Regions from separate parts of the Homo sapiens genome. Here region 1 is linked to region 2. A link is an interaction called in ENCODE POLR2A ChIA-PET data of the cell type or tissue named here. Cell type or tissue: GM12878. All regions are shown on one strand. Each heading gives the region's core, and the rest is flanking DNA. Links, peaks and the distances in the headings are about the cores only.

Region 1 (11,710 bases), core at 4,038-9,037, 52 kb after region 2:
AGCCTGGGTGACAGAGCAAGACCCTGTCTCAAAAAAAAAAAAAGAAAAAAAAAAAAAAAAAGAAAAGAAAAAGAAAAAGAAAATCAGAATTCAGACCTCAAAAGGAAAACATTTCACATTTCACACAAATCGTATTATAAGGATTAAACAGTATTCCTTTTCTGTTTGTTTCATAGACTATTTTTAAAAATAGTTGGTGAAAACCAGGACTTGCCAAAATAACTTTCCTTTGATTATTTATCTCTACATTAAAAACATTTTTAGCCTTATTTACAAAAATAATACAAAGTTCTTTGAAATAAATAAAACAATATAAGGATGGTTAAAAAGTTAATAATCCTCATGCTAAAAACCAGTCTGCTACTTTACCAGTCTGGTATGTATCTGTTCTCATTTTTCTTAACCTATTGAAGTTTTAATCTGCTCAATATCATACACACACATATGCAAAATTATGAATTTATTGCATCTTAAAAGAGGCCACAGAAGGAAGATGTTTTAAACAATTTAGACAAATTTAATTGCTATTCCCTTTTTTTTTTTTTTTTTTTTTTTGAGACGGAGTCTCACCTTGTCACCCAGGCTGGAGTGCAATGACACAATCTCGGCTCACTGCAACCTCCACCTCCCGAGTTCAAGCGATTCTCCTGCCTCAGCCTCCCAAGTAGCTGAGATTACAGGCGTGTGCCACCACGCCCAGCTAATTTTTTGTTATCTTTAGTAGACACGGGGTTTCACCATGTTGGCTGGGCTGGTTTCAAACTCCTGACCTCGTGGTCCGCTGACTTGGCCTCCCAAAGTGCTGGGATTACAGGTGTGAGCCACTACGTCTGGCCCTTTTAATTGCTATTTCATAAAAGATAAGTGAAATGTTGAGACTTATGAATATTCTGAGTCTGTATTGAAAAAAATAAAAAGAGAGAAAAGAGCCTGGCATTTTGGTAAAAGACAGATTGTGAAGAGGCTTTAGTGATATGCTGAGGTCACTTCACACTTCTCAAGTCCAAAAAGGTACTCAATATTGTTCTCTCAATATTGCTCTTCCTCCACTCTTCTCTATTTTACTTATTGGAGGCCACCAAGTTTCTGAAGCCAGAAATCAGTAGGTCATCCTTTTATTATACCTTACTCTTGTCGTGGAAACTTTAGAAATGTCTCTGTAATCTTTCTTTTATCCTCTCTCAACAAAATCACTTATGTTCAGGCACTCCCCATCTCTTAGACTACTTACAAAGGTTTGTCACTTTGCCACCACACCCTCCTGTCCTCCAGTCTGTTCTGCAAATACTGTCTAACATTTACTAAGCATACTGTGTGCTAGACACCATTTTAAGTGTTTTACGTATATTAGAAAACCTATAACATCAAAGGCAGACATGAAAACAGAAATAAGAAACAGAGCAAAAAAATTTAAAAATAAAAACCAAGCTGCCATAAAAAACTTCCTCAGAAACATGTTATCGCAGAGATGGAATAACATCAATGAAAAGCTACAGTAAATTTAAAAAGGAACATTCCAAAAACTCCCAAAAGCTCTTGGCTATCAAACAGGTGAAAGTAAGGATTAAGTTGAGAAAAATTGCCCAGAATGTAGAATAAAAGTTCAGAAACAGAAATTGAGGAGAGGAAAGATAAGAAAATTAAGGGAGAAGGCCCAACAGCTAGATTAGCAGAAGGGCCAACAAGAGAGAAAAGAGAAAAGGGAGGGAAGAAATTTTAAAATTTTCACTTAATATTTGGGTAAAAGGGAAGAAAAAAAATTTCACCAAGTAAGGCACACGAATTACAAGATAGAAAGGGTTCCACCAAGTGCCCAACATAAAACTCATAACACAGCACAGCATGATGTTAAGTTCAGTGCAATGCTGATAATGAGAACAATCTCAGAGAATCAACATTTCACATGTAAAGGATGGAAAAAATCAGAATGGTACCTGATTTCTAAATAGCACCACTGTAAGAAGACAATGGAATAACATATTCAAGTTTTGAAAAAATGTCTGCTTTAGAACACCATAGATACTCAAACTATCACTCAAAGACAAGGGCAAATACATATTTTCAGAAATGCAAAGTCTCTTATCTGTCATACACACTTTATTGGAAAGCTACAGAAGAATATCCTCCACCAAAATAAGGAAATGAATCACAAAAGGAAAAGACATGGGAACCCAGGAGACAGGTAGTCTAACATGGGAGAGGCAAAGACCATGGGGAAGGACAAATGCTAGTCAACATTTGTGCAGCCAGACTAGAAAGCAACTAGGCAGGACTATAGCAAAAGACTGAATTGCTCCAGGAAAGTTATTGCAAGGAAAAATGAAACTGGTAGACTGGTTTTGCCTAGAATTTGGGAACAGATATCTAGGATATCTATTAAAGGATATTTTTAAAAAGTAATAATTTTTAAAAGGCAGTTATTAATTTAAAGATGAAGAAATGGGAAAAAAGACAATCATATAATGTACTTAAAGGGCTCAGCTGTGGGTAATTTTTATAGCAATAATAACATCAAAGATGTTAAAGTACTAGGTGCTAGTAGAACTGTGAGGGCAGCTGTTTGCTTTATAGGACACAAATGAGAAAATGTGGTGTATATATACATCATAGAATACTAAAAAAGAATGAAATCATGTCCTTTGCAGCAGCTGCTGGAGACCATTATCCTAAATGAAATAACTCAGAAACAGAAAATCAAATACTGCATATTTTGACTTATAAGTAGGTGCTAAGCAAAGGGTACGCCTTTGTGGATAGAACGCCAAAAGGGAGACGCCAAAAGGGAGGAGGATAGGAAGGGGTTGAGGGTGGAAAAATTACCTATTGGGTACAATATTCATTATTTGGGTGATGGGTTCACTAGAAGCCCAAACCTCACCATTATGTAATTTACCCATGTAATAAACCTGCATATGTACTCTCTGAATCTAAAATAAAATTAAGAAAAATAAAAAGTCAAAGAATTTGAATAGATATTTCTTCCAAAAAAAAAAAAACCCATAAATGGCCAATAAGCCATAAAAAGATGTTCAATGTCATGTGCCATCTGGAAACACAAATCTAAACCTCAATGAGATACCATTTCATCCCAGTAGAATGGCTACTGTAAAAAAGACAGTCAATAAAAAGAGTTGACAAGGACATGGAAAAATAGGAACTCTTATACATTGTTTGGCATTTAAAATGGTACAGTTGCTTTGGGAAACAGTTTGGCAGTTGCTAAAAAAAGTTAAACCTACAGTTATCTTATGACCCAGAAATTCTACTACTAGGTATATACTCAAGACAAATGAAAACATGTTCACACAAAAACATGTATGCTAATGTTCATGGTAGTATTATTCATAATAGTGAAAAAGTAGAAATAACCTAAATGTCCATGAACTCATGAACGGGGAAGTAAAATGTGAAATATCCTTATTAATAAGAGCTTAATTAGCTCTTAATAAGCTAACGCAGGCTGATGCAGTGGCTCACGCCTGTAATCTCAGCCCTTTGGGAAGCTGAGGTGGGTGGATCGCTTGAGCACAGGAGTTCAAGACCAGCCTGGCCAACATGGTGAAACCCTGTCTCTACTAAAAAATACAAAAAATTAGCTGGTGTGGTGGTGGGCACCTGTAATCCCAGCTACTTGGGAGGTTGAGGCAGGAGAATTGCTTGAACCTGGGAGGTGGAGGTTGCAGTGAGCCGAGATGGTGCCACTGCACTCCAGCCTGGGTGACATCGAGATTCCATCTCAAACAAAACAAAACAAAACAAAACAAAACCAGCCTGGGCAACATGGCCAAACCCTGTATCTACAAAAAATAAAAAAATTAGCCAGGCGTGGTGGAGGGTGCTTGTAGTCCTAGCTACTCGGGAGGCTGAGGTGGGAGGATCTCTTGAGCTTGGGAGGCAGAGGTTGCGGCGAGCCAAGATGACACCACTGCACTGCAGGCTGGGTGACAGAGTGAGACCCTGTCTCAAAACAAAACAAAACAAAACAAAACAAACAAACACACCCAAAAAAGGCCGAGCGTGGTTGCTCATGTTGCTCATGCCTGTAATCCTAGCACTTTGGGAGGTCAAGGCAGGCAGATCACCTGAGGTCAGGAGTTTGAGACCAGCCTGACCAACATGGAGAAACCCCATCTCTACTAAAAATACAAAATTAGCCGGGCATGGTGGTGCATGCCTGCAATCCCAGCTACTCGGGAGGCTGAGGCAGGGGAATTGCTTGAACCTGGGAGGCAGGGGTTGTGGTGAGCCGAGATTGCGCCACTGCACTCTGCCCTGGCCAACAATAGCGAAACTCCATCACCAAAAAAAAAAAAAAAAAAGAGATTGAAGCTGGTGACTTTGAGTTGAAGCCAATAATTTGTCATTCCAAAATCCTAGGACCCTTAAGAATTATGCTAAGTCTACTCTACCTGTGCTCTACAAATCAACAAAGTGCATCTGTTTAAAGCATGGTTCGCGGATATTTTAAGCCCACTGTTGAGATCTGCTCAGAAAAAAAAAGATTCCTTTCAAAATATTACTGCTCACTGACAACACACCTCATCACCCAAGAGCTCTGATGGAGATGTAAAAGGAAATTAATATTGTTTTCATGACTGCCAATACAACATCCATTTTGCAGCCCCGCAGGTCAAGGCCAAGTAGTAATTTTGGCTTTTAAGTCCTTTTTTTTTGAGACAGGGCCTTGTTCTGTCACCCAGGCTCGAGTGCAGTGGTACGATCATGGCTTACTGAAGTCTCGATCTTCTGGGCTCAAGCGATCCTCCCACCTCAGCCTCCAAAGTTGCTGGGAGCACAGGCGCATGCCACACATTGAGCTAATTTTTGTACTTTTTGTAGAGACAGGTTTTGCCATGTTGCCCAGGCTGGTCTTGAACTCCTGACTCAAGCAATCTGCCCACCTCAGCCTCCCATAGTGCTGGGATTAGAGGTGTGAGCCAGACTTCTAAGTCTTATTTAAAAGACTCATAAGGCTATAGCTGCCATAGACAGTGATTCCTCTGATGAATTTAGGCAAAGTAAATTGAAAACCTCCTGGGAAGGATTCACCATTCCAGATGCCATTCAGAGAATTCAAGAGAGGAGGCCAAAATAGCAACAATAACAGGCATTTGGAAGAAACTTATTTGAACACTCATGGATGACTTCGAGGGGTTCAAGACTTCAGTGGAGGAATTAACTGCAGATACGTGGAAAGTGCAAGTGAAACTAGGATAAGAAGTGGAGCCTTAAGATGTGACTGAATTGCTGCAATCTCGATAAAACTTAAATGCATGAGGAGTTGCTTCTCATGAATGAGCAAAGAAAGTGGATTCTTGAGTTTATGAAGATCATCACTCACATCACTTCACCCCTGGTGAAGATGCTGTAAACATTGTTGAAATAACAACAAAGGATTTAGAATATTATATGAACTCAGTTGATAAAGTAGTGGCTGGGGTTGAGAGGATTGAATCCAATTTGAAAGATGCTCTACTGTGGGTAAAATGCTATCAAACAGCATTGCATGCTACAGATAAATCTTTTGTGTGTGAAAGAGTCAATCAATGTGGTCAACTTTACTGTAGTCCTATTTTAAGAAATTGTCACAGTCATCTTAACCTTTAGCAACCACCAATCTGATCAATTAGCAGCCATCAACATCGAGGCAAGATCTTTCATCAGCAAAAAGATTACAACTTTCTGAAAGCTCAAATAATTGTTAGCATTTTATAGCAAAAAAGTATTTTTTTATTTAAGGTATGTACTTCCTTATTTTTTATTTTTTGAGATGGAGTTTTGCTCTTGTTGCCCAGGCTGGAGTGCAATGGTGCGATCTCGGCTCACTGCAGCCTCTGCCTCCTGGGTTCAAGGGATTCTGCTGCCTCAGCCTCCTGAGTAGCGTAGCTGGGATTACAGACAAGTGCCACCAAGCCTAGCTAATTTTTGTATTTTTAGTAGAGACGGGGTTTCACTGCGTTGGCCAGATGGGTCTCGAACTCTTGACCTTGTGATCCGCCCACCTGGGCCTCCCAAAGTGCTGGGATTACAGGCGTGAGCCACCTTTCCCAGCCAACATATGTACTTTCTAAAGACATAATGCTACTGCACACTTAATAGACTACATTATAGTGTAAACATAACTTTTATATGCACTGGGACCAAAAAACTTGTATTACTCGCTTTACTGCAATATACACTTCGTCGCCGTGGGCTTGAACCAAACCTGCAGCATCACCTAGGTATGCCTGTATCTAAAAATGTGGAAGTGGCTTTGGAATTGAGTAATGTGTAGAGGCTGGAATAACTCTGAGGTGCTTGATAGTAAAAGCCTGGATTGCCTTGGTAAAAATACGGGCTTTGCAAGCATCGTAGAATCCCAGGGATTTTAATATTGCAAGAGCAGAGAAGACATGTTGCATGGGATTAAAAAAATGAGAAGTAAGTAAACATAATGGTTTTACATGCTATTTAAAGTACAACATTAGTACAACAAATTAGCATCCCTAATTTAAGAGGACTAGTGTAAGAAAATGTTATCATTATTGCCATAGCACTATTGGAGTTAACATTACCTTGGAGCAGATAAACTTTTATTAAAATGCAGAAAGCCAGGTCACAGACTGTATTCTCTTCCTCATTTACTTATACTGATTGGACAATTCAGGCAGTGTAGATGAAAAGTGGATTCTTTATAGTCAGATGAGTTTGAATCTGAGATTGTCACTTAATGTAAGCTTGGACAAGTAACAGCCTTTTTGCCTCAATTTTCTTGAATAATGGATTAATTTTAAGGGTTATAATTTCTGTGCTAGGTTTCACTTTCCTATTTTTTTTTGGACGTAGGATCTTGTTGTCACCCTTGTTGGACTGGTCACCTTTGTATCTTCCCACATGTAGCATAAGTGCCTTCTATATATTGTAGGCTCTACCAAAAGTGTTTTTGGAATGAATCCTACTTAATTCCATTTGTATCCAAGTTTTCCAACCAAATCCCCACTTCAAGGACTTTCCATGTGCTAGTTGCCTTTTCTAGAATGCTTTTTTCTCTTCTCTAGCTAATTTCTAATCAAACGTCAGGTCTGAACTTCCTTGAGAGATTATTTATTTATTTACTTATTTTTTGAGATGAAGTCTTGCTCTGTCACCCAGGCTAGAGTGTAGTGGCGCAGTCTCGGCTCACTGCAACCTCCACCTCCCAGGTTCGAGAAACTCTTGTGCCTCAGCCTCCCGAGTAGCGGGATTACAGGCACCCGCCCCTATGCCCAGCTAATTTTTGTATCTTTAGTAGAGATAGGGTTTCACCATGTTGCCTAGGCTGGTCTCGAACTCTCGACCTCATGTGATCCTCTCGCCTCGGTCTCCCAAAGTGCTGGGATTACAGGTGTGAGCCTCTGCACCCAGCCCCTTGAGAGATCGTATGTGAAATCCTAGTTATATGCTCACAAAACACTGCAGTTTCAAATCAAAGCATTTATTACAACTGTAATTAAATAACTGTTTAAGGTCTCCCCACCTGCTAGATTTCTTTATGAAGGCAAGGATGTTCAGCTTATTGTTGCATCCACTATGCTTAGACAATATAGGCTAAATGTTGGTTGTTGGCTATAATAATAGCTATTATGGACATTCAAATAAATTTTTGAATGAATAACCCTGAGCAATTCTGTTTCTATTGGTGCTGTGACATTATGTACAAAAGTACATGAAGGCTGCTTGGTGGTTCCCATATTATTGACTAGACATAAACACTGCTTTTCTTCACCATATTATAGCAGGCTATTTCCTCATGTTTATGTTTCAGCCAGTGACAACTACAGATCCCAATTGGCCATGCTGATGTTAAACGTTAAAGGATGGCTGCCAATGAGAATTGTGCGCCGGGCAGGAACGTGCATCATGCTTGGGCGTGAGAAATGAATCTGAGACCAGGTAGGTACTCAGAGAGGTATAATCCGAGCACAGCCATCACATCCCAAGCTCATTCAGTGAGCTCAGGTCTCACCAGTCCCTGCTCTGTCTTGCTGTTACTTTTGACAAGTAACTTTGCTGGGGTTCGGTTTCCTTGGCTGCTAGACTTCTGTGCACCTTCTGTTTATCTGAATAAACTTTCACCTCATTGAACTGCTGTTGCTCAGGTCAGCCTTTGGCGTCTCCTATACTTCCCAGGGATATGAAATGGGTCCCTCAGACAAATACTCGGTCTGAAGATGAAACGAGGGCAGAACTCAAGTCGCAGATTTGTATCATGGATAAACACTGAGTACCAAGTTAGTACCAAGAAGTAGGAACCACACTGGTGCCTCCCGCTCTCCTCCGCACGTGCACAAACCCTCAACTGCCCCTAGGAGTTGGTCATCTGGCTTCTCTGGGGTAACAGCCACATCCTCCATAAAGGGTCAGGAGCCCCAGCCTCCAGAGACTCCAGACAGTTTTCTCAAGGACGCGAACATACCCTCCCCGACGGCATCGTACCCACCCCTTCCCGGGCCCTGTCACCTTGACTGCCCGTCCCATGGCTCTCCTCACCGCGGCCGCTACCTCCAGAGCAGTCGAGTAGCCCCGCCTCTCAGCAACCAATCAAAGACTGAACTGTTTCCAGCCCCCTGTAGTCGCGTTACTAATGCGCCACAACGAATCACTAGGCAGCATCTCCCTTTTAGCCCCGCCCTCCTCCAAAGGACGGAGGAGGCGTTTGCTAAACGGGCGTTTGCTAAAGGCGTTTGCTAAACGGATGGGAACTGGTAAAATCGCGAGGAGCCGCAGAGCCCAATTACTGGCCAGAAGAGAACGGAAATCACCTGGACGCCATGTTAGTTAGGGGCACAGTCACTTCCGGCGCAGGGATCGTCTGCTAGGCGGACTAGGTTTGTATATAGTGGATGGCGTCGGCACCCGCGTTTTGTTACCTCCTGTTTAGGGTATAGGATCGTCTGTAAAAGAACCTTTATTTTAACGTTTCCCAGTTGCGACTATCTCTTTGGAAATGTGCATAAATAAAAGCCAAGTCCTAACAGCTGCAGCGGGCATTGATTGGAACACTGACTCCTAAAAATTTTATGCGTATATTCTCTCATTTATTTCCATAGAAGGTGAGGTTAAATTACTCGCTGAAGTTCGCACATTTAGTAAATGGAGATCTGGGATGCAAATCCGCTATGCCTGACCGTAAAGCCTAGTTTTACCCTTTACATTTTGCCTATTCAGCTCTCTCTACTCCTTGGTTTTGCTGATAAAGAGGTCAGAAATGGGTAATTAATCAGCAGCATCATAATTAGAAACAATCATAAGTATTTAAGTGCGTTTCAACTTATGACCTTGCAAGCATCAAGAAAAAACTCTGTAGTCACGTTACTAACGCGCCACAACCTTTTCCTATTGTTCCTATTGCATAATTGTTCTCCTTCCCTACCCGTGTAGCCTTTCAGGTTAACTTTTAGGTAAAATTGACTTCTTATTAAAAATGAAAGATCTGGACCAATGGATTTCCAAGGCCCTTTTCTTTCTCTGTGATCTATGTTATTCTAAGGAATTATTGCAAGTCATTCTGAGAATAACAAGATAATCGATTTTTTAAAATTAAGATGCATTCGATTTGCAGAACATTTAACGTAATGAAGCGATTAAACCAAGTATACTGGATATTGTCTTTTATCTGAGAAACAATAAACTAGATGATCTTGGACCTTGCATTGTGTTTTCTGAATGCTGACGGTGATTTAAAAGATACCCCGTCCCCGCTCCCCCATTTTCAGTGTAGACTCATAGTGCAGCTTCCTGAAAATTCATAACTTATTGTGATGATTTCTTGCTAGCTACTGTCCTGAATTCAGTTAACCAAAGTCCCTCATCTGCTGATACTTTAAAACAGTTCTATAATGACAGAATCAGTTCAGTTCTGTGGCTCCTCTTTTCTTAAATAAATCTGCATGTCTCCTTTAACTGTTCCACATATGAGGTGGGCTCTTCACTATTCTAGTTGTTCTGGGAACATGGCCTGGTTTGTCTTGTCACCCCAAAATAATCAAAAGGCTAAGGATCCAGTTAAAAAGGTTTATTCAACTGTAAAGTGTAAGGGCAGTCATATGGGAACATGTAGACACCAAAGAATGCTGATCAGTGCTTCCAGCGTAAGGAAAATTGAAGATGGTTTATATAAGACAAAATGGAGATGCCAAACAGAATTACAACATTTTCCAAACAATGGATAACATCCAGATTTAAGATCTGATTGGCTAGTATTGATTACACTCTAAGGTGGTTGCTTAATATTCTATCGTAAAAAAGTAACAATCACAAGGGTCTACAGCTCTAATATTATGTAGTCCAGGTTTGAAACGAAGAATAGGGAGTCTGATTAATGTATAACATCTCAACACAAAGGTCGGGAAGCAACAATAGTCATGCACCAGAGAAGAAAAACAGCTGTATTACATGACTCAGTTTTCAAGGCTTAACTTTGCCCCCTTGGCTTAATAAATTTGGAAGGTTCTGAAATTTCATTGTCTTTTTAAAGTTTGCATCTCAAAGTATAAGTCGCAGAACTGAACAGGAAATTCCAGCATGTTCATCATGTAAGTTCACAGAGCTATGTAGTAGGCAGAATAATGGCCTCCAGAAGATAACTGTTGAGATTCCGGAACCTCTGACTATGTTATATATGACAAGAGGCTTTGAAGATGTCATTAAATTAAGTATTTTGAGATGGGAAGATTATCCTGGATTGTGTGCTGGACTCAGTGTAATCACAAGGATCCTTATAAGTGAAAGAAGGAAGCAGAGTCAGGGAGAAGTTTGAAGATGTTCTGCTGCTGGCTTTGAAGATGGAGGAAGATGGAGGAAGGGGCCACAAACCAAGCAAGCCTCCTCTAGAAATTGGAAACGGTGAGGAAATGATTTCTTCCCTAGAGCATCCAGAAGGAATGCACCCTTGCCAACACTTGATTTTAGCTCAGTGAAACTCAATTTGGACTTCTGACTTACAAAATGCTACCTGTTTTTGGCTCCTTCCATTTTCTTTTCCTTTTTTTTTTTTTTTTTTTTTTTTTTTTGAGAAGGAGTCTCCTACTGTCGCCCAGGCTGGAGTGCAGTGGCATGATCTCAGCTCACTGCAAGCTCCGCCTCCCTGATCTCAGCTCACTGCAAGCTCCGCCTCCCGTGTTCACGCCGTTCTCCTGCCTCGGCCTCCTGATTATCTGGGACTACAGGCGCCTGCCACCACGCCCAGCGAATTTTTTATATTTTTAGTAAAGACGGGGTTTGACCATGTTAGCCAGGATGGTCTCAATCTCCTGACCTCGTGATCCGCCTGCCTTGGCCTCCCAAAGTGCTGGGATTACAGGCGTGAGCCACCGCACCTGGCCCAACTCCTTCCATTTTCAAAGCCAATAATGGAGCTTTTTTTTTTTTTTCGAGACAGAGTCTTACCCTGTTGCCAAGGCTGCAATGGCATGATCTCGGCTCACTGCAACCTCCGCCTCACAGGTTCAAACGATTCTCCTGCCTCAGCCTCCCGAGTAGCTGGGATTACAGGCTCCTGCCACCATGCCCAACTATTTTTGGTATTTTTAGTAGAGACAGGGTTTCACCATGTTGGCCAGGCTGGTCTCAAACGCCTGACCTCATGATAGCCCACCTCGGCCTCCCAAAGTGCTGGGATTACAGTCGTGAGTCACCACACCCGGCCGAGCATTTTCAAATCTCAGACTCTCACCTCTGCCTCTGTGGTCAC
Region 2 (13,367 bases), core at 3,748-8,747:
TCATAACAAACAATACATGTTTTTTTTGTTGCTTTTGCATGATTTGTTATGCAACAAAAATGATCTGATAGAGTTGGGATATTAAAATTTATTTTAAAATACTTCTAATAGTTTTATGCCACTGAATTTGAAAATCTTAAAAAAAGATAATGTTCTAGAAAAATATTAATTCCAGAAACAGATTCAAAAAGAAAAATATGAATGAAAATACAATCATTAATCTAAAACAAGTCCTCATTTAAAGTACTAGGTTTAGTGTTTTATAGGAGATTTTTAAAAAGCCAAACTTCAAATAACAATTAATCTTCCAGAGAATTAAAAAGGAGGGAGAAGACACAAACTGGTATAACTGGTATAACTTTGATACAAAATTACACAAAGACAGCAAGGAGAAAGAAAAACTAAAGGTCAATACTGCTGATAAACATTTACGTAAAATCCCTAAACAAAATGTTAGGAAATAAAATCAAGCATGTAAATACACATATAGAAAACATATACATACATGTGTGTGTATGTATGTTTATAGATGTATCATGATCAAGTAGGCTTTATAGCAGAAATGCAAAACAGGTTTAACAATGAGAAAATCTGTAATATAATTCATTATTCTCGTTAAGAGATTTAAAAAGCAAAGCTATATTAACGTCTCAATAGGTGCAGAAAACGTAAACAAACGATAAACCCCTTGGAAGACTACGAATAGACAGAAACTCCCTAATGTGAAGGAGAATACTGTGAAATTTATTTGACTTTTAGTTTTCGGTTTCTTTCCTGCATTTGCATTTTCTCTTCTCTATCACTGGAGGGCTGGAAGGCTGACAACTACATTTCCCATGTTCCCTTGCTGTGGTTTGGTTCAATTCTGTCAGTAGGAGACAATGGTGGGGATTTAAAAGGTGGCAAAGGGAGAGAATCCATTTGTTTTCTTCTGCAGCAGCCTCTAGCAGCAGAAATAGCTGTGCTGCAGCTGCTCAGAAGCACAGACTTCCTGGGCTTGGAGTGACACCATTTTTCACTTTTTTGCCCCTTCGCCTTTTCAATAATTTTGTAATTAATTCCCCGAGCTAACTTTCCTGTTTGAAATACTTAAGTGGTTTACATTTTCAAAAATTGGTTAATAATTGAAATAGGTATCCAGTAAACTGCAACAAACATCATTATGAGTGGTGAAACAGTAGAAAAATTTCCTTTGAAGACAAGTACAGGACAAAGATGCCTGCCCTTAATGCTTTCCAGTGAACATTGTACTGGAAGCCTTAGATTCAGCAATAGGACAAGCCCAAAGGAAATTATGCGAAATTAAAAGGAGGCGACAGAATTGTCATTAGAACAAGTAGGATGCTCAGCAACCTTCTAGTGCTTCTGGGTACTAGATCATTAAATAAAATCAATACCATGCTTATAAATGATATTGGAAAGGTTTTATTTCTTAAATGAAAAGAAAGGATATTCAAAGAAAACATGGTAAAATGATAGTGTTAAATCTTGGCTCTGTGTACATAGATAGATACCTGTTACAGTTTTCTTTTTTCTTTTTTTGAGACAAGGTCTTGCTCTCTCACCCAGGCTGGAGTGCAGTGGCGTAATCTTGACTCACTGCAACCTCTATATGCCAGGCTCAAGTGATCTTCCCACCTCAGCTCCCTGAGTAGCTGGGACTACAGGCTCGTGCCACCATGCGTGGCTAATTTTTGTATTCTTAATAGAGATGGGGTTTCCCCATGTTGCCTAGGCTGGTCTCAAACTCCTGGGCTCAGGAGATCCACTCACCTTGGCCTCCCAAAGTGCTGGGATTATAGGCATGAACCACTATGCCCGGCCTTTCTCTCTTCTTTATTTAAAAACAAACAAACAACCTACTTTAGGTCAGAGCTCCAAGTTTTCTTAAATTGCTAAAAAAACAATTACTGAGTAAATTAGCCAGGTGCATTGGCACCTGCCCATAGTCTCAGCTACTTGGGAGGCTGAGGCGGGAGAATTGCTTGAGCCCAAGAGCTCAAGACCATTTCAGGCAACACAGTGAGACTCCCTTCTCAATTAAAATAATAATAATAATAATAACAAAAATAAAATTACATAGTAAATTAAATTACAGGCTACAGGAAGAAATTGTATAGGGTTAATTAATGTTCAGTTTATATTAAATAAAAGAAAAATAGGCTGGGTGCAGCGGCTCATGCCTGTAATCCTAGAACTTTGGGAGGCTGGGGTGGGAGGATCACTTAAGTCCATGAGTTTGAGATCAGTCTGGACAACATAGCAAGAACCCGATCTCTAAAAACACACATACACACACACACACACACCCCATAAGGTAATTATAAGTCTATGTAGTTTTTTAAATTTCTAGGAATGAGAGCCTGGTTCTCTCCATGAGAATGAGTTGATTTTGCTCCACACAGTAGCATTCTGGGACTTCAGAAACTTCAGGATATACTTCTGAAAGAACCTCAGGATTGTATTAGTCTGCTCCAGCTGCCCCAACAAAATACCACACACTGGATGGCTTAAACAGCAGAAATTAATTTTCTCAGAGTTCTAGAAGCTAGAAGTCCAAGATCAAGATTCTAGCCAATTTAGTTTCTGGTGAGAGCTGTCTTCCTGGCTTGCAGACAGCTGCCTTCTTGCTGTGTCCTCACATGGCCTTCCTTGGTGCATGTGCTCAAGGGAGCAAGTTAGCAAACTCTCTGTTGTTTCTTCTTATAAACCCATCCTTATGGTCACATAACCTCAATCACTTCCTCAGCGGCCCCTTACCAAATAGAGCCACACTGGGAATTAGGGCCTCAACATGTGATTTGAGGGGGACACAAACATTCTGTCCATGATGAGGATATACACCCTAAAAGACGGTAAGGAGCTAAAGCTGCTGGTATTTGCACTATAGGAAAAAATAATGTAATTTTAATTACTTTTAGAGTCATGTGTCTTTTATTGCAGGGAACAGAGCCTTGAGTAACTCACATAAAGGATATAAATCTCACAGAAGTCAAAGACTGAAGCCAGAATTCCAATGGACTTCATGGGAAATTGAAAGCCATCAGGACCAGAGTTGCTCTGTGTTTACTCTTCATTTTCTCTCTCTCTCTGTCTCTCTTTCTTTCTTGAGACAAGGTCTTGCTCTGTTGTTCAGGCTGGAGTGCAGTGGCACAATCACAGCTCACTGTAGCCTCAACTTCCTGGGCTCAAGCTATCCTCCTACCACAGCCTCCTGAGTAGCTGGGACTACAGGTACCTACCACCACACCTGGATAATTTTTTTTTTTTAAACAGGGTCTTGCTCTGTCTCCCAGGCTGGAGTGCAGTGGTGCAATCTCAGCTCACTGCAACCTCCACCTCCCAGGTTCAAGCGATTCTCATGTCTCAGCCTCTCAAGTAGCTGGGATTACAGGTGCACACCACCATGCCTGGCTATTTTTTGTATTTTTAGTAGAGATGGAGTTTCGCCAAGGTCTCTACTAACCATGGACAGGGCCACGCTGGTCTCTAACTCCTAATCTCAAGTGATCTGCCTGCCTTGGCCTCCCAAAGTGCTGGGATTACAGGCATGAGCCAGTACGCCCAGCCTCCGGATGATTTTTGTATTTTTTTGTAGAGACAGGATTTTGCCATGTTGCCCAGGCAGGTCTCAAACTCCTGCACTCAAGAGATCTGCCCACCTTGGCCTCCCAAAGTGCTCAGATTACAGGCGTGAGCCACTGCACCTGGCCAAATTTCCTTTTTTAAACTTCTTTATATCACCTCCAATTCTAGAATTCTGGAAGTTATTGAACTATCCCATATTTGAAAGCCACTGGATTTCAATAATGCAAATAAACAGAACTTTTCGTTTTTATACTTGGTAAGAAATGTTGCCAAAGGATGATTAAATGTGTCAAAAATAAAATAAAATTCTATAAATTAATGTTCAATTTTAGTTTTATAAAACAAATCCACTCAATCTGACATTGAATCATGATCTACCAAATACAGAATTTATTTATTTATTAGTTTGTATTTTAGTAGAGACGGGGTTTCACCACGTTGGCCAGGGTGGTCTAGAACTCCTGACCTCAAGTGATCCACCTGCCTCAGTCTCCCAAAGTGCTGAGATTACAGGCGTGAGCCACTGTACCTCGCCAACCAAATACATAATTTAAATTTAACAGATGTAAAGTCTTTCTTCCTTATAAGACTGCATCTTGTAATTATTATAGTATTATTTTAGAGACAGGGTTTTACTCTGTCTCCCAGGCTGCTGGAGTGCATTGGCATAATCATAGCTCACTGTAAACTTGAACTCCTGGGTTCAAGCGATCCTCCCACTTTGGCCTCCCAAAGTGCTAAGATTACAGGCGTGAGTCATCACCCAGCCTTGTAATTTCTTTTAAAATGTCATGAATATTAATGATGTGATGGTGTTCCCTCTGGACTGGCCAGCTGCTGAACTGACCAGGTCATTGGTCTTCTTTATTTTATATTTATGCCTAACTATATGTAGCTAGAATCATATTAGTAACTCAGATAAGCTCTAAAATAGTCTTACTTAGTAATTGTATGAGTTAGGGTCTGATCAGGGAAGCAAACCAGTGAGAGCATTTATTTGGTAAGTAGAGGCAGTTGTGGTAGCTTTCATTTGGCCTTTCTACTATAATAACCTTCACTCCAAGAGTAAGGAAACCAATGCAGGGGTACTGGTAGCTGCTGAGTAAGTCTATTCCAACTAAACATGCCAGAATTGGATAAATAACCACAGGGTGAGTTCAACAACCTACTGAACTTGCTGTGAAGCCAATCACAGCCAAAACTTCAATAATCACCTGATCTTCATTCATAAGCCCCTACTCTGGCTGGTGGACCATAGCGGTGCTTTGGTCCTCTAGGAATTAGTGCCAGTTTAAAGCCAGTGTTCTGTAATCTCTACAAAGTTTGGCTATTCCACTTTCCCCAATGCATATCACCCTGGTAAATGAATGACTGCAGGCCCCTTTAGGGAAGGTGAGGAGGGAGATTTATGACATAAACTTTTGGCTATGTATCAGGATTATTCCTTCAGGAACTTGGCCTCCTCTTTATTCAAGGGTCTCTAAATTTGTGAATTGGTTCAAGTGTAGGAATTTGTTAAGGGGCCAAGACTATTGTGTAATTAAAGGCAGACTTCTGCTTATCAAACCTAGAGCTTTCCTGCTTATTCAAATCATACTACATACAAATGATACTAAATTGCTATACTAAAGTGAGACTTCAGTAGACTGTCCACCTAATTCAGACTTGAGACAACCATGAGCAATTAGCTAACACCAAAGATCTCTGCAAGACAATCGTTTCTGGTTACTACTTCGCTTCGCCACCAATTGTGTCAACCATACCCATCCTGTCTTTGGCAATTAAACAGGGCCAGTTGATCCTTGCTACCCCAGGACCAATTATCCTTCGGTTCCAGGTTTCAGTGAACAGCCATGGAAATGGTTAAAGCCACTTTCAGTTTCTTGAGCTAACACATCAAATCAAGAATCTCTGCTTCATGTACCCATAACAATAAATTCGGCCTGATCCTATTTTAAATTCCTTCCACCCTGATCCAACACTCTTGGGATGCCAAACATGCTCCACACATTTTTATCAATCACAATTGGTAAGATCTTACCTTTTTTTTTGGTGTGTTTAGTTCCTTCTCATAGGTCACACTTGGTAACTGACCTCCTGAGGCCTGCTGTGATTTAAATCTGGTTGTAGGTCTAGAAACAATGAGAGATAGTAGGGATAGGTCCTGAGGAGGATTTGTCTCTTACAAAGTCACTCTTCCAGGTTCTTCATGCAAGGGGAGACTGACTTTCTCAGGCAGGGAAGTAGGGCAAGCAAAGGAGCCTTGGCGGAACATAGAGGTCAATGACCAAGCTTCATTCAAATCTTTCTATAGACTCCTCATGCCAATTTCCAAAGTCCCACTTCTTCCCAATCAGTGTTGTACTTGAACAAAAGTGATCCTGTGGGGTTGTAAATTCAAATTGCCTTGTAATTCAATCACCCACAGGATTAGCCTCTGTGTTTGTTTTTCAGAAATCTTGACCTTGCTACTGTATGAGACAGTTTCTTTTAGGACAGTCATAAACAAGTATGTAGCTCTGAATGTCCCTATAACTCCCTGGCTTGTAGGTACGCATAAAATCACCTTAATATTTAGGCCTGAAATCCCGTTAGTTTGAAAGCTCTCACACAAATAACTGTACCACTCTAGACTTCTTTCAAGGTTCTCTCCTATGGACACCTCTCCAGGGTTTTTAGAGGTTGTTACATAGTGTCATGAATCAAGAGAAGCCACTGTGTGTAATGTTCCTTTGCTTTGCTCTGGGCTTCCCCTGGCTCTGGGCCACCACTTCGATTTCAACCAGGCTGCTGCTATCCTCTGAGCTTGGCTCAGGGCTCCACCTAAGCCACTGTTCACACGGCGGCCACTGCTTACCCTCTCTGCCTGCCATGCCCACCATAGCTGCTTCATGTGGACCCCCCATTCCCTGTCTTCCAGTCTGCTGCTTCTGCCTCTAGGTCCCCTGCTGGGCACCCCCACATGGGCTGCTGCTGGCCTGATGCCTTCACTCTACCCAGATGCTGCTTCTGCTTGTCCTGCTGCCTTGTCCTACTCCCTTGCCTGACCTTCTGCTTTGGCTCCTGCATCTGCTGCGGTCACCCTTTTCTCTGTGGCCATTCAGCACGCTTCACTCTTAAAAGAGGCAATGTTGAGCCTCTTGTAAGAATTTTGACTTTCGTTCTGAGTAAAATGGGAAGTTATTGCAGGACTTTGAACAGATGAATGATAGCAGCTGTCTTACATTTATGAAGCTCACTCTGGCTGCTGTTTTGAGAATGGACTATGGAGTTTAAGTTAGAGGAAGAGAGATAGGGAGGAGGTTATTGGGTTAGGCCAGGTGAGAAAGGATGGTGGTTCAGAACAGGGCAGTAACCAAGGAAGTGGTGGGTGGTCAGATACTGCATATATTTGAAGGGAGAACCCAACAGGAACTCTTGACAGACTGGATGTGAGATGTGGCAGAGAGAGAAGATTCATAGCTAACTCTAAGACTTTTGACCTGAGCAGATGAAAGGATGCAGTTACCATGAAGGCTGCAGATGAGGTAGGTTAGAAAAGTAAGATCTGGAATTCTCTATGAGATCTATTCAGTTTGAGATACCCAGTAGATATTCGAGTGGAGATGTTGACTAGATAGTTAGATATGTGAGTCAGGAGTTCAAGAGAGAGGCTTGAGTTGGAGAAATACATTTATGAGTTTTCAGATTAGAGGTGGCATTTATGGCCCAGGAAACAGATGAGATTTTTAAGAAAGTGAGTGTGGAGAGAGAAGAAAAACAGGCTCAGGACAGAGCCTGGGCATTCCAACACTGAGAGGTTAGACAGTAAAGGCCAAATCAGCCAGATACTGAGAAGAAACAGAAGAAAACCAAGAGGGTATGCTGTCCTGGCAACCAAGTGTAGAGGGTGCAACCAGGAGGAGGGAATGATCCGTGTCATAAAATGCTGCTGGTCAGGTAAGATGAGGACTCAGGATTGACCCTTGGAATGATCAACATGGAGGACACTTGCTGGCTTTGATAATAGTTTTGGTGGAGTCATGTGGGCAAAAGCCTTATTGGGGCCAGTTCAAGACAGAGTGGTAAAGGAAAAGTTGAGGACAGAATTTACAGATGGCTATTAAGAAGTTTAGCTATTAAAAAATTGGGCAGTAGATAGAGGGGAAAGTAGTCAAAAAGGGTTTTTTGTTCATTTTATTAAAGATGCTACAAATAATGGCATTGTAGTAGGCTGATGGAAATGATTTAGTGAAGGGTTAAAAACTGGGCTAGGGAGCAGGAACTATTGGAGCAATGTCCTTTACTGGGTGAGAGGAATTAGGATCTAGTAAATAAACAGAACTGAAATAGGCTTTAAAACAGAACAGAAATAGTTCATATATGGTAACAAGTAATTTGGGTGGAGTTTTTATTTTATGTAGAAAATCGCATTTTTTGATCTGAGTTGTGATATTGATCACAAGAAAGCAACAGTGTTTGTTGAATCAATGATAAGACAGCTTCAAACTTGGCAGCTGTGCCCCCCCAGACATCTTCCCAGTACTCATCCTGCAGAAACATGCCTTATCCCAAAAGCGAAGGTCAAGGGCCAGACGACTGAAAACACGCTCCAGGTATTTTTAGGGGAAAGCCAGATAAGGGGCATTCCTGATGGTCTGAAGATGCTCCATATTAGATTAAAATGTCTGGTGGGACTAGAGGAAAGAAAGAAACAATTATGTTTTATAGTCACTTGAGTTCCATATAGGATTGGAAAGGAAGTGAAAAAAGGGGAGAAAACAATTTTCTATTTTTAAGTAAATGGATAGGATGATGATGAGTCAAATTAGCTAAGAAACAGTGCTTGGAAGTAGGGGAGAAAGTAATCTGCTATTTTAAGAAAATGGATGGGGTGCCAATGATTTAATTACATTAGCTAAGAAGCCAGTCAGCATTTATTATACCTTTCAGGGTGAGAGGGCTGGAGACTTGAATCTAGGACAAAGCTGAAAGCTTGGCAGCAGGAGCAGAGTCAGAAGCAAAGGCTGGAGTAAGTGGCAGGATTAAGGTAGCAAATGATATTGTCATTGTGTCTGTCTTTCTATGGGAATCACTGGGAATGGTATTGAGAAGTGAAGGGTGCCATGCCCTCCACTCACATCCTCTTCTGTGTCCACACCAATGCATATCTCACTGTTAAAGAAGACGCTGAGATAAAACAACTGCATAAGGAGCAGATAGTGTGCCATCTGAGGCCAAAACAAGATTGTAGGGAACTCAGCTGACAACATACATGCAGTAGAAATACAAAAGCAAGTGCAGCAGCATGGGAGAGTCTCCACCTCCATTCATTTTATGTTTGTTTAAAATTTCATTTAGTAAAGTCTTAGTTTCTTTGGTTCAATGTCATTATCAAATAATGCAAAGAATAGCTAACATGTTCAGTGCTTATAATGTGCCAGGTGCTGTTCTAAGTAGTTCAAATATATTAATTAATTTCAGGTAGGGACTATTATTCATTCTCCCTTTATAGATGAGGAAACTGAGGGACAGAGGAAGCTGGGGGTCAGCCCAGGCAGTCTTGTAGCAAAAGCCTATGCTTTTAACCAGTATATAAAAATCTATCTCAGGACTTAGAGACTTTTGGATGGCCAAGAACTCCTTACTGACTTCCTGTGTGCTTGTGAAAAATCCATTTCATCTTTGCATTATGAGATTCCATCCCAAATTAGTAAAATTTGAGTGAAAATTTCTTGTCATCACAGATATATTAAAGTAGAAACACTTAGCTGCTCTTTCTTATGAATTCAAACAATTTCTGAAACACTCACCCATGTGAGCATTATGTAATGATGAGTCAGAGCTGTCTGAAAGGTTTGGGAGTGATTTCTTATTCACATTGCTAATTGTTTAATTATGCTAAAATTATATTGACTAAATATTCTTCATATTTAAATGATTTCTGACTTCAGGTATACATATGAATCAATGGTAACTTGCTATATTCTTCTCAATACCAACATTTAACAATTAACAAAATATTAAATTTGTGCAATTCACCTATGGAAAAGAGCTAATGGGAAGTGGGAAAAGGGAGAGGAAAAACTGCTGTAAATGAAGGTGAAAAAATGAGAAAGAAGAATTCAATTTTGTAAGTAAGTGTTAGAAATCGTTTGTTGAGGAGAAAAAAAATGAAACAAATAAGTCAGATACTCTGTTAGGCATGAAGCTTCTCCATCCTGAAATAGAAGTAGTGCAAGAAAGCTTAACTTTTTGGAAAAAAAAGAATGGGTATTCTAGAGCCACTTATTTTGTTTTGTTTTTTTTTTCACTGGTAATGTGCTCACACAAGAGAATATTACATTGTGAATTCTGAGGGTGGGGTCACATTTCTCACTTTTTTTTTGGTATTTTGTATAGTAGCTAATGCTGTGCTGCTTTGCATACAGAAGGGTGTTGATGAATTTTGATTTGACTGGAAGGCAGAATAGATGAGCAGAACATTTAAAGCAGGGGTGTCCAATCTTTTGGCTTCCCTGGGCCACATTGGAAGAATAAGAATTGTCTTGAGCCACACGTAAAATACGCTAACACTAATGATAGCTGATGAGCTAAAAAAAAAAAATCGCAAAAAAATCTCATAATGTTTTATGAAAGTTTATGAATTTGTGTTGGGCGGTATTCAAAGTCATCCTGTGCTGCATGTGGCCGTGGGCTGCGGGTTGGACAAGTTTGATTTAAAGTCTCTGGTGAGGCTGGGCGTCTGTAATCTTAGCACTCTGGGAGGCCAAGGCGGGTGGCTCGCATGAGGTCAGGAGTTTGAGACCAGCCTGGTCAACATGGTGAAACCCCATCTCTATTAATAATACAAAATATTAGCCGAGTGTGGTGGTGGGTGCCTGTAGTCCCAGCTACTTGAGAGGCTGAGGCAGGATAATTGCTTGAACCCAGGAGGTGGAGGCTGCAGTGAGCCAAGATCGCGCCACCGCACTTTAGCCTAGGCGGCAGGGTGAAACTCCATCTCAAAAAAAAAAAAAAAAAAGGTTTCTGGTGAGGTACTCCTATAGACGTTTTGGTTTGGCAGACACACAGAAGAGTATGTAGGACTTGGAAATGTGGTCAAATGTGCATAGACACACGCACATTCTACTGAACTGTGCTCTAGTAATCAGGCCATAGCATCATAGCATACTTGTCAGGAAAACAATACCTGGTGAATGGCTCATCCTGAGTACAATTCCAGTAACAGTTCTGCCTTGATTTATTTTGTGATCGCAAACAATGTACTATCTTCTGTCATTCTAGCTTGTTTTCTACATCTATAATGGAATATTCTATCAAGGTACCCTAAAGTCACTTAGCTAACTATGATGCTGCAGATGAAAATAAGTGTTATATGCTGCTTGCTTAGAAATATTTTCTGGCCAGGAGCGCTGGCTCATGCCTGTAATCCTAGCACTTTGGGAAGCTGAGGTGGGCGGATCACGAGGTCAGGAGATCGAGACCATCCTGGCTAACACGGTGAAACCCCTTCTCTACTAAAAACACAAAAAATTAGCCGGGCCTGGTGGCAGACGCCTGTAGTCCCAGCTACTCGGGAGGCTGAGGCAGGAGAATCGCTTGAACCGGGAGACGGAGGTTGCAGTGAGCCGAGATGGTGCCACGGCACTCCAGCCTGGGGGACAGAGCCTCCATCTCAAAAACAAACAAACAAACAAAAATCTGAGATAAAGGTCAAAAGTATTTTTAAAACAGGGTTATTCTTAAAACAATGGCATAATTAAATGTAAGCATATGACCACAGCATTATGCGCTGACAACCTACATGTATAAAAATTCAGTGTTTCTCAGTAATCCCTGATCAAACATATTGGCATGAAATATAGAGGAATTAGAGTGATTACAAGCAGAAGTAATCAAAATCTTATTCCAAAAGATATCTATATTACAGTTGCTGTGGCAACCCACAACTTTTTTTGTTTGTTTGTTTGAGACAGGTTCTTGCTCTGTTGCCCAGGCTGGAGTGCAGTGGTGCAATCATGGCTCACTGCAACCTCTGCCCCCTGGGCTCAAGTGATTCTCCCATCTTAGCCTCCTAACTAGCCAGGACTACAGGCACATTCCACCACACCCAGCTAATTTTTAAATTTGTAGTAAAGATGGGGTTTTGCCATGTTTCTCAGGCTGGTCTTGAACTCCTGAGCTCAAGCGATTTGGCTGTCTCTTCCTCCCAAAGCGTTGGGATTATAGGAATGGGCCACCATGCCTCGCCTCTTTTTCTGCATTGTGTATCAAAGCCACAACATGATGTTTTTGTAAGTGATGTTATAGCAGCCCAAGTTCTGAGTACAATAGTTAATGACTCATCTCATTGAATTGTGTTTTTCAATCTTACTTGTTCACTATCATAGAGGGAAGTATTAAAGCCTTACAGTTCCTAGAAAAAATGGCCAGACTTTATTTTGAGTTTAAAGGGTCAGAATTTTATTATTCTGAAAAGGATATTGAGGTACATTGAGAATAAGCAACAAATGTGGGCTTATATATAAGCTGCCATGACTTAAATGGTTATTGATGATTTTTAAATCTTTAAATATTAGAGGATTGTAGGCTTATCACTTACTTGTGCAATCTATACCATTATCAATAACAAAAATGCTTTTCCCCAACTATGTAATATGTTGAAGTCACTATGTCAAGATCACAAGGTATAACAACCTAACATAAATTACATTTTATTTTAAAATAAAAATTTTCTCATAGCATAACATTTTTAGTACAACATTTTCTTATAACAAATAAAAGCAGACAAATCACAAGTGTATGAGCTCAGTGAATGCTCACAATTGCATAACCTCCACTTAGATCAAAATATAGACTATTGCTAGCACCCTAGTAATTCCTTGTTCTTTTTCGTAATCATTATCTGTCTTTTTTCAAATTTATCCACTATCTTGGCTTCTAAGACATAGATTGGCTTTAGCCTTTTAAAAATATAAACATTTTAATTAAAGTGTAACAAATATACAAAAAGCACACAAATCATAAGCACACAACCAACAAATTTTCATAAACTGAACATCTATATCTAACCAGCACCCAGATGAAAAACCAGAACATTATCAGCATCCCAGAAGGGGATCCCCCTCCTGTCCCCATCAGGTGATTTCCTCCCCAACAACAAGGATAACCGCTATCTTGATTTATAACATTATATATCAATTTTACCTGTTTTCAAACTTTCATTCTCATTGCTGTATAGTATCTCATGGTATGAATATATCATTTACTCTTTCTACGTATTAGTCATGTGAGTTGTTTCGTTTGGGCTAATACAAATAGTAACGTTGTGAACATTTTTGTGCATGTCTTTCAGTGGACATCATTCCATACCTCAGAGTGCAAGTGCTGAGTCATAGGATATGTATATGTCCAGCTTTAGTATATACTAGCAAACATAGTTCCAAAGTTGTACCAATTTGTATTCCTATCAGCAGCATGTGAAAATTCCAAGTGCTCCATATCCTTGCTAACCCTTGGTATTATTTGTTATTTTAGTCATTTTGGGGGGCATGTAGTGATATTGCATTGTAGTTTTATTTTCCATTCTCATGATGATTAATATCATTGAACACCTTCTCATGGGTTTATTGGCCAATTAGATATCCCCTTCTGTGAGGTGTCTACTCAAGTCTTATGCTCATTTTTCTTTTTCTTTCCTTCTTCTTCCTCTTTTTTTTTTTTTTTTTTTTGAGACAGGGTCTTCCTTTTGCCCAGCCTGGAGTGCAGTGGTATGATTCATGTCTCATTGCAGCCTT

What was found. Peaks named below come from ENCODE experiments on the same cell type or tissue, not always from the same donor. Only the 100,000 strongest peaks of a DNase experiment are listed, where the experiment ranks them.
Region 1: POLR2A ChIA-PET joins it to region 2 with 6 read pairs; 8 of 35 experiments call an interaction of 5 or more read pairs at or near these places.

The regions. Positions count from the first base shown.
Region 1 is chr5:131,167,807-131,179,516 of GRCh38, reverse strand. It overlaps LYRM7 (LYR motif containing 7), which reads right to left and starts at 8,573. Exons shown (of 5, transcript NM_181705.4): 1 at 8,479-8,573. The coding sequence starts at 8,496. RefSeq lists a silencer at 7,750-7,799 and an enhancer at 8,710-8,899. In GM12878, for the core only: no CTCF peak of the experiment used is centred there; a DNase peak (open chromatin) is centred at 8,676; H3K4me3 peaks cover 2,003 bases; H3K27ac peaks cover 1,030 bases.
Region 2 is chr5:131,218,109-131,231,475 of GRCh38, reverse strand. LOC124901061 (a long non-coding RNA gene) reads left to right here and starts at 7,005. Exons shown (of 2, transcript XR_007058932.1): 1 at 7,005-7,115. It also overlaps a transcript of CDC42SE2 not described here. RefSeq lists enhancers at 6,546-6,645, 7,006-7,065. In GM12878, for the core only: no CTCF peak of the experiment used is centred there; a DNase peak (open chromatin) is centred at 6,825; H3K4me3 peaks cover 2,610 bases; H3K27ac peaks cover 3,334 bases.